Linked DNA regions of Homo sapiens: regions 2 and 3 are each linked to region 1. Evidence: chromatin loops called from intact Hi-C (ENCODE). Cell type or tissue: PC-9. All regions are shown on one strand. Region 1 has its middle 62 kb from the start of TRIM2. Region 2 holds the start of LOC105377496 (a long non-coding RNA gene). Region 3 overlaps TRIM2 (tripartite motif containing 2).

Region 1 (2,500 bases):
TGTGCACTCAAGAGTGTCACCATATGGGCTGAGATGGAGGACATTCAGCAGCCAAGGGCTGCGTCTGTGGGCTGCTGTGTCTGACCTCGCTGATCTCCTTCCATTTCCAGTCTTCTTTTGTTACCACAGACTAAGCATCCTATTTCACCTCAAGGCTTAAATCCAAGGTTTTCCTTTTAATGCATACATAATTCGTCTAAGCATTAAAACATAGTATTAGTCAGAGGGCAATGTGATTGGAATCAGGTGAGAAATCAATGGAAGCCAAAGAATGCAGAGGCCTTTGGGCTGGAGCCAACAGCCCCTTCGGAGAGGACTGAGGCCAGGAAGGCACCAGACGTTTCTCTGTTTAGGGAATGAATTACATCATCCATTCATTTGACCTTGGTCTTCAGTTACTTATCTATAAATGCCACACCCTCCTCCTTTCCAGGTCAGAACCAAGGTGCAAAAATGCCAAATGCCAAAATCCTTCCTGGTTATTGTGATCGATCAACAGGAAAAAAACAAAACAAAAAATAACAACAACAAAACACACACACAAGAATCAGGCATTTCTCTTGTCTTTGTATAGAAATCTGTAAGCACAAATTGTATAAATTTGGTGGCTTCTCTTAAAATGTAATGTAGTACACATTGGCTATTTGATACCCTGCATCTATATTCTCTCCTGGATACAAGAACACAGATTTCAAGAGTGAATTTGGCTTGAGTGGGACTGAACCCTCCCCAAGTGCCTGGAGTGGTTTCTGGCTGGCTTAAACCAATGGGCACACCCACCATGGCCCCAAGCCAAATGGACTGGTTTGGAGACTGGCACTACCAAATCAGAGGCAACAAGCCAGGAGGACATTTGCCGGGGCTTTTGGGAAGAATAAACCTATTTTATAGTAGCTCTGAAAAAGAGACCACCCTTTTTACCCGAATGGTGAATTTTGGAGCAGCTACAGCCTTTTTCCAGTAATCGAGATCCTGGAGCAGCCTCTGGGGCCACCTTGTGGAATCTGTGGATAAAGCCAACACCATATAAAGCAGATTGAGGACAGAAGGCAGGCTGTTGGTGACATTTTTTGAGCTGCTGGATCAAATGTCACCTGAAATTATTACCTTTAGAGTTTTAGTTACCATTAAGTCAATAAACTACCTTTCTCTTATAGGCCAGCCTGGTTTCAATTTCCTTTTGTATTTTGTGCAAATCACTTTCATTTGTAATTTTTTTAAAAAATTTTTATTTATTTATTTATTTATTTATTTATTTTATTTATTTATTTTTTGAGACAAGGTCTTCCTCTGTTGCCCAGGCTAGAGTGCAGTGGCGCCATCTCAGCTCACTGCAACCTCCGCATCCCAGGTTCAAGCAATTCTCGTGCCTCAGTCACTGAGTAGTGGGGATTACAGGTGTGTGTCAACACACCCGGCTAATTTTTGTGTTTTTAGTAGAGACGGGGTTTCGCCATGTTGCCCAGGCTGGTCTTGAACTCCTGAACTCAAGTGATCTGCCTGCCTCGGCCTCCCAAAGTGCTGGGATTACAGGCGTGAGCCACCATGGCTGGCCAAGTCTGTTCTTAACCAGTTCTCCATACTCTTCTCAAGTCAAACCTGTCTACCACAGTTGAAATCATTCCAGTATTTCATCCAAACAACAGTCATTCATTACTACCTTACCCTAATCCAACCGGAGATCATGAAAGCTCTTTTCTGTAAATGAACCACCCTCCACCTGCCCTGAAATTCCTGCCACTCTTTGTCTCTCAGGGCTGACACAGAGGAGGAGAGAACTCCTTGCAGAAGTGGGAAAGTTGTGGGTTTGGAGATTCACACTTTGCTTTCCCACCCATCAGTTAAAATCTTGGGCACCCTCAGTCGGAAATCTCCCTTTCGCAGACCAAAGCAGGCAGCTCCTTTGGAGAAGCCTAGAGCCCTTCCACCTCCTCTTCATTTCTGTGGCTGCCTGGCAGCTGCTGGCTGCACACCTGTGCACAGGGCTCCATTGTTTTCCCTGTGCACTTGTCTCATGCTTTCTCTTAAAATGTTGCCCCTTCTCATTCTTGAAGCACAAAAGCACATAGCATGGGTCTAATATATTGTCAACAATTTTTTTTTTGAAATAGAAAGAAAGAGGCTGGGCATGGTGGTTCATGCCTGTAATCCCGGCACTTTGGGAGGCCAAGGCGGGTGGATCACCTGAGGTCAGGATTCCGAGACTAGCCTGGCCAACATGGCAAAACCCTGTCTCTACTAAAAATACATATTAGCCGGGCATGGTAGCACATGCCTGTAATCCCAGCTACTCTGGAGGCTGAGGCAGAAGAATCACTTGAACCCAGGAGGCAGAGGTTTCAGTGAGCTGAGATGTATCACTGCGCTCCAGTGTGGACTACAGAGCAAGACTCTGTTAAAGCAAAAAAAAAAAAGAAAGAAAGGGAAGGGAAGGGAAGGGAGGAGGGAGGGAGGGAGGGAGGGAAGGTAGGAAGGAAGGAATGAAGGGAGGGAGGGAGGG
Region 2 (2,500 bases), 110 kb before region 1:
CCAGGCTCTATCCTTCTATTAATTACCTCTGAGGTCCTGGCACTTTTCTCATATTGACTCATATTGGACATAAATTCATGCCCAGCAACCCTATCCAAGGAGGAATTTTGGTTGGTCTGGTATCATTTATTCTTATGGAACTCAGGATGCTTTTTTTTCTAGGTACTAACAAACCATCCCATTAATATTCCTTCTCTAGCATTACTCTTGATAGGGAGTTCTGTAGTTTTGTAGAAAAGACTGAAGTAGGCCTGGTGTGGTGGCTCACGCCTGTAATCCCAGCACTTTTGGAGGCCAAGGTGGGCAGATCCCTTGAGATCAGGCGCTCGAGACCAGCCTGGTCAACATGGCAAAACCCCGTCACTACTAAAAATACATAAATTAGCCAGGCATGGTGGCGCGTGCCTGTAGTCCCAGCTACTTGGGAGGCTGAGGCAGGAGAATCACTTGAACCCAAGAAGCTGAGGTTGTAGTAAGCTGAGATGGGGCCTCTGTACTCCAGTCTGGGTGACAGAGTGAGGCCCTGTCTTTAAAAAAGAAAAGAAAAGAAAAAAAAAAAGACAAGCAAAACACAAGGCTCTGCCATGCACTGATTATTAAATGCCCAAGTAATAACATGTCTACTCCTTCATTATTCTTTGTCCTGCTCTGACTGTAACAAAAAGCAAAAGCACGCAAACACAAAGCTCTTTTGTTTCGCCCATTGCTTGGCCTCGAGAATTCAAAGTTGACTCTATCTATCTTGAGTATACCCGGAATGTAATCTCCCGGTGCTAACTATGGGTTCCTGATTGCATCCGTGTCCACATCGATGTGCACATCGGTATCAAGTATTGTTTTTCTCTTAAGCAGAGCTCCATTACCACACTTCTCATTTTAACAATTAAATTCAAGGCGGTGTCAAGTTCCTGCTTGCCTCACCAGTTTACCTTGTTTAATTAATGCAGTGGTTTTGACTACAGGGCTGGGATTTAAGAGTTCGGGAGTCTCCGTGGGCGACTGAGCTGGTGGAGGCTGAACAGAGGCCCCCAGGGCCGGGGCGGGAGCAGGGAGGTGGCCGAGGCGGGAGCAGGGAGGTGGCCGAGGCGGACGCGCTGCTAATAATGCCTGCCTCTTCCACACATGCTTTCCTCTCGGTCCCAGATAGTGGATTACTTTTAGACCAACATGTAATTCAGAGAGAACCTCGCAAATGTTCCTCTCTACTGACCAAATCACCCGACCTCTACGATTCCATCCTGCGGTCATAACCACCGACCTGGGGAAATCTCAGACAGCCCCGGCCACGCATGCCAGGCGGAGCCCTAGGGGCTTTCACCCCGCAGGCTCTGCCGGGGCCCGGGCTCCATAGCAACAGGCCCCGCCCCGAGGCGGGAGCCGAGCTGCGCTCAGGCGGAAGAAAAGAAGGCGGGTCCCCTCCACCCAGATGGCGATTGCGCGCCGGTATTCCGAACCTCTGTCTTTCCCCCACCCCCTCTAGGTTTCCTTTTCTAACCTTTTTGTCTCACCAGGAAATAGAACCACTTTGTAAAAGAACTGATTCAAGTGGTGGCGATGTGGGGAAGAGGAGGGAGTAAGGCCCGCGGTGACAGCATTAAAAGCTGGGAGCCCTGGGGATCGCCCCCGCCTGGCCCTCCAGCAACAGGAGTTCTCCCGACTGTGGCCTTTTCCCGTGTCCGGGGTCCACAGCTCTTTGCCTGCTAACCCTGGAGGGTTCTAAGCCGATGCGCCCATGCTGGGGGTGGGACTTTCTCCGAGTAACATGCTTGGGTTTCCATGCTTTGAAACCTGGAGGTGACACTGAAGTAGGAGCCTGGGCACCTTGGCAGAGGGAGCTAATCAGAGGACAGGGGAATCTGACACCATCCTCAGAAGGCTGCCCCTCCAACATGTTACCAGAAGAGTATTTTCCTAAGCAACCTGCCTGGCACTACAACTCAGGGTCACTTTCATCCACGATTAGAATCCTATGATGAAAGTCAGAATGCATCTGCGATTAAGGCACGGGCTCTGGAGACATATCTGGATTTGCTTTATCTGCAGGTTGCTCCTTGCCTGTCTGTTAGCTCGTTTGTAAAATGCTACCTCCTAATGCCATTGTGATGATTAAATGATCCAGTGTGTCACTGTCAGCCCCATGCCTAACACACAGTAAGTCTCAGGTGCGGTAGTGGAGAAGAGGATGGGCTCTAGAGCCAAGAATGGGTTTGGATCCTGGCTCTGCCACTTACAAGTTGTATAACCCTGGGTAAGTAATTTAACCTGTATTCCTCAATTACCTCAAGTGTACGGGGGATGACAAGGGTACTGACTACATAGCGTTGTTAGGAGAAGGAAATGGTTTGTTTAGTCTATGTAAAGAACCTGATCTAGGCCGGGTGCGGTGGCTCACGCCTGTAATCTCAGCACTTTGGGAGGCTGAGACAGGTGGATCACCTGAGCTCAGGAGTTCAAGACTAGCCTGGCCAACATGGTGAAACCCTGTCTCTATTAAAAGTAT
Region 3 (2,500 bases), 81 kb before region 1:
TATGCCAGCCTTTGCCTCAAGCCTTTTAAGATAACATTCACAGAATAGCCTCTCAAACAGACATTCTAAGCAGGAAGTCTTTTCTCAAGAAACCAAAAAGGAAAACCATCATTGTTCCTGTCTTCATCATTAGTAGCAGCATCAAAAGCATTTGCCAGGTGCTGACCCGCCAGCATAAACTTTTAGTACCTGTACAAATCAAGCTAAAGCTGTCTTTGGGAATTTATAATCTAAGACATATTTGATATAAACCAAGCAGTGTCATTTTTCATGGAGTGGTGAAAGAAGGAGAAAGTTCTGATAATGTTATTGCACCAGGATTTCAGGGCTTCAAGATGTCATTTTCAAAGCTTCCTAGGGCCTTGCTATATTACCCCGTTGAGTTATCATCATTGAATAGGCCAAATTCTTACCAATCAGCACTAGGAGAGGTAGTGAGTAACTGCTGCTCAGAAAAGGCCAAGTAAACAGATCATTCCTGACACACAAAATAACTATCCAACCTCTTTCTAGAGTAGTCAATGGTCAGAAATTGAAAGGATAGAATTCAACCCAAGGACAGACTAAAGAAAAGGTCAGAGAATAAGATGTTAATTCTCACTGAGACTATCTAACCCATTTATATTTAGTGTCTTATAACAACTTCCTTCCATTTGTATTTAAATTTGAAGTAGAAATCAGGAAGCTGTGCAAGTCAGCATTAAAATGATGATGCAAGAAAAATATTCAAGATGTGAGTGTGATGCTTATTTTTGACAGATACAATGGAATTTCTAGTGGAGGATTTAATCGACATAGAATTTTCCAGGAAAATAAAGGCAGGAATTGGAAAAATGTTCTCAGGGAATACTGATAAGAGACAGTCATCTAAACAAACCTTGTCAGTGATGGTATCCTAGATTCCATGATCCAAAGTAGAGTTATGGTGGGTAGCTAAATGGGATTATACAGAAAAGGATAGAAAGAAAAGGGAGGCTGCCAGGAAAAGAATGAGTTAAAAGAATGAGTTAATGAGGGCAAATGGGATGTGGTGTTCTGTACCTAGCCCAGAACAGGCCAGATTACCTCACCTAGAAGACTTTTCATTAGTGTAGATGGCCCTGCCCAACTCAGCCCTAAGGGAATCCATATTTACCCTAAGGGAGAAGGGAGGTGGAGTTCATTTTAATTGATCCTTCATTGTTATATGAACCTAAGTTGGAAAGGGAAGGAAATGCAATGTGTATCACAAAGAATTTAATCAAGTACTTTCTATCTCTAGTTAAGGGTGAGGTAGTCAAAGCCTTCTGACTCACCCCTGCTCTTTTGTTTCTTGGAGCTGAAGGGCAGGTACCAGTTCTGCCAAAGATGAAATCAAGTGGAAATTTGAGAGGAAAGGTCACGTGGAGCTGGGAAGCAGTGGACCCAGCACAATACCTCCTCCCACCCCCTGGGAAAGGAACCCTCAATACAAGTTGTCAGGCAACAACTCTTAACTACATTCTAAAAATATTGATGTAAAATTTAATCTCCATTTTTAGAAGAAAACAATGAAAAAAGGCATAGATGTGCATACTGCTGCAAGAACAACCCCTCACACCCTAAGGGGCTAGCCTAATCTTTGGATGGCTGGAATTCTAAGTGCTCTAAAATTAACTCTTTAAAAGTCTTTGAATCTAAAGCTGTCTCTGTTCCATAAATTAAAGCTGGTGATTTCCCGGGAAAGCAAAGGGGCCTGGTGGAAGGCATCAGTTGCTCCATGGGGTTGGATTACAGGTCGGAACGAATTTGGGGTTCACAGAATGCTTTGGATCTGACAGGCATTTAGTGAGACGAACCGTCCTCCACACTCCCAGCTTTTTATCTACTTTGTCAGCGGCATGCAGCTTTCAACACCGGGCAAGTATTTTCAGAATACATACACCAACCAGAAAGAGCCCTGCAAACCCTCAAAAGTCACCATCTCCCTGCTCTAATAAGCCCGAACTGTAGTACGAGCTGGGGCAAAGAATAAAAGAGGAGGCTAAAGGAAGGAAAGTAGTTTTAGGAAAATGACCAAACATGTTTTTAAAGAAAAAGAGGAAGCCGATCTTTTCAAAATTACTACAGTCCTGCTTTCAGATTGCTCAGTATCTTTTTTTCTCTGCAAAATGACTTTGAAAGCTATCCTGCATGACGCGGGTGACTGAGGACGGCAGAGGTCCGCGACTCCCGGGAGAGCTCCGCGGGCAGGGCCTGGGAGCCGCGCGGCGTCCAGGTTCTGCTGCTCAGCGGCCCTGTTGCTGACAGCTCTGCGCCGCGCCGACCCACTGCACCCGCTCCAGGCCGGCTGCCAGCCCCGCAGCGCCCGTCCGGAAATGGACTCTGGGCAGGCTTCCCGCACGCTCCGGCCACCGGACCTTGCCCGGGCGGGAGGGTTCCCAGGGCACAGCCCGAGCCACGACTTACTACGAGACGGCGACTCGCTTCGCGGGAACAGCGCGCGCTCCGGAGTGGCCTGGGCCTCACCCCTCGGGCCTGG

The links. A loop is a pair of places that touch in the nucleus more often than their neighbours do. Peaks named below come from ENCODE experiments on the same cell type or tissue, not always from the same donor. Only the 100,000 strongest peaks of a DNase experiment are listed, where the experiment ranks them.
Region 2: it touches region 1 in a loop (7-fold over the local background); 13 of 110 quality-filtered maps call a loop at or near these places.
Region 3: a loop joins it to region 1, with 4 times the contacts of the local background. A loop is called at or near these places in 21 of 110 quality-filtered maps.

The regions. Positions count from the first base shown.
Region 1 is chr4:153,141,623-153,144,122 of GRCh38, reverse strand. No RefSeq gene overlaps it. Among named protein-coding and RNA genes, the nearest start is that of TRIM2, 62 kb to the left of the region's middle. In PC-9, CTCF peaks have their summits at 766 and 965 (motif pointing left); DNase peaks (open chromatin) are centred at 232, 772 and 992; H3K4me3 peaks cover 935 bases; H3K27ac peaks cover 1,017 bases.
Region 2 is chr4:153,248,168-153,250,667 of GRCh38, reverse strand. All of the region lies in intron 1 of TRIM2 (tripartite motif containing 2), which reads right to left. It overlaps LOC105377496 (a long non-coding RNA gene), which reads left to right and starts at 2,129. Exons shown (of 3, transcript XR_939360.4): 1 at 2,129-2,248. RefSeq lists an enhancer at 937-986. In PC-9, no CTCF peak of the experiment used is centred here; DNase peaks (open chromatin) are centred at 877 and 1,457; H3K4me3 peaks cover 2,054 bases; H3K27ac peaks cover 1,717 bases.
Region 3 is chr4:153,222,967-153,225,466 of GRCh38, reverse strand. All of the region lies in intron 1 of TRIM2 (tripartite motif containing 2), which reads right to left. Among named protein-coding and RNA genes, the nearest start is that of TRIM2, 20 kb to the right of the region's middle. RefSeq lists a silencer at 2,354-2,500. In PC-9, no CTCF peak of the experiment used is centred here; a DNase peak (open chromatin) is centred at 1,296; H3K4me3 peaks cover 727 bases; H3K27ac peaks cover 2,207 bases.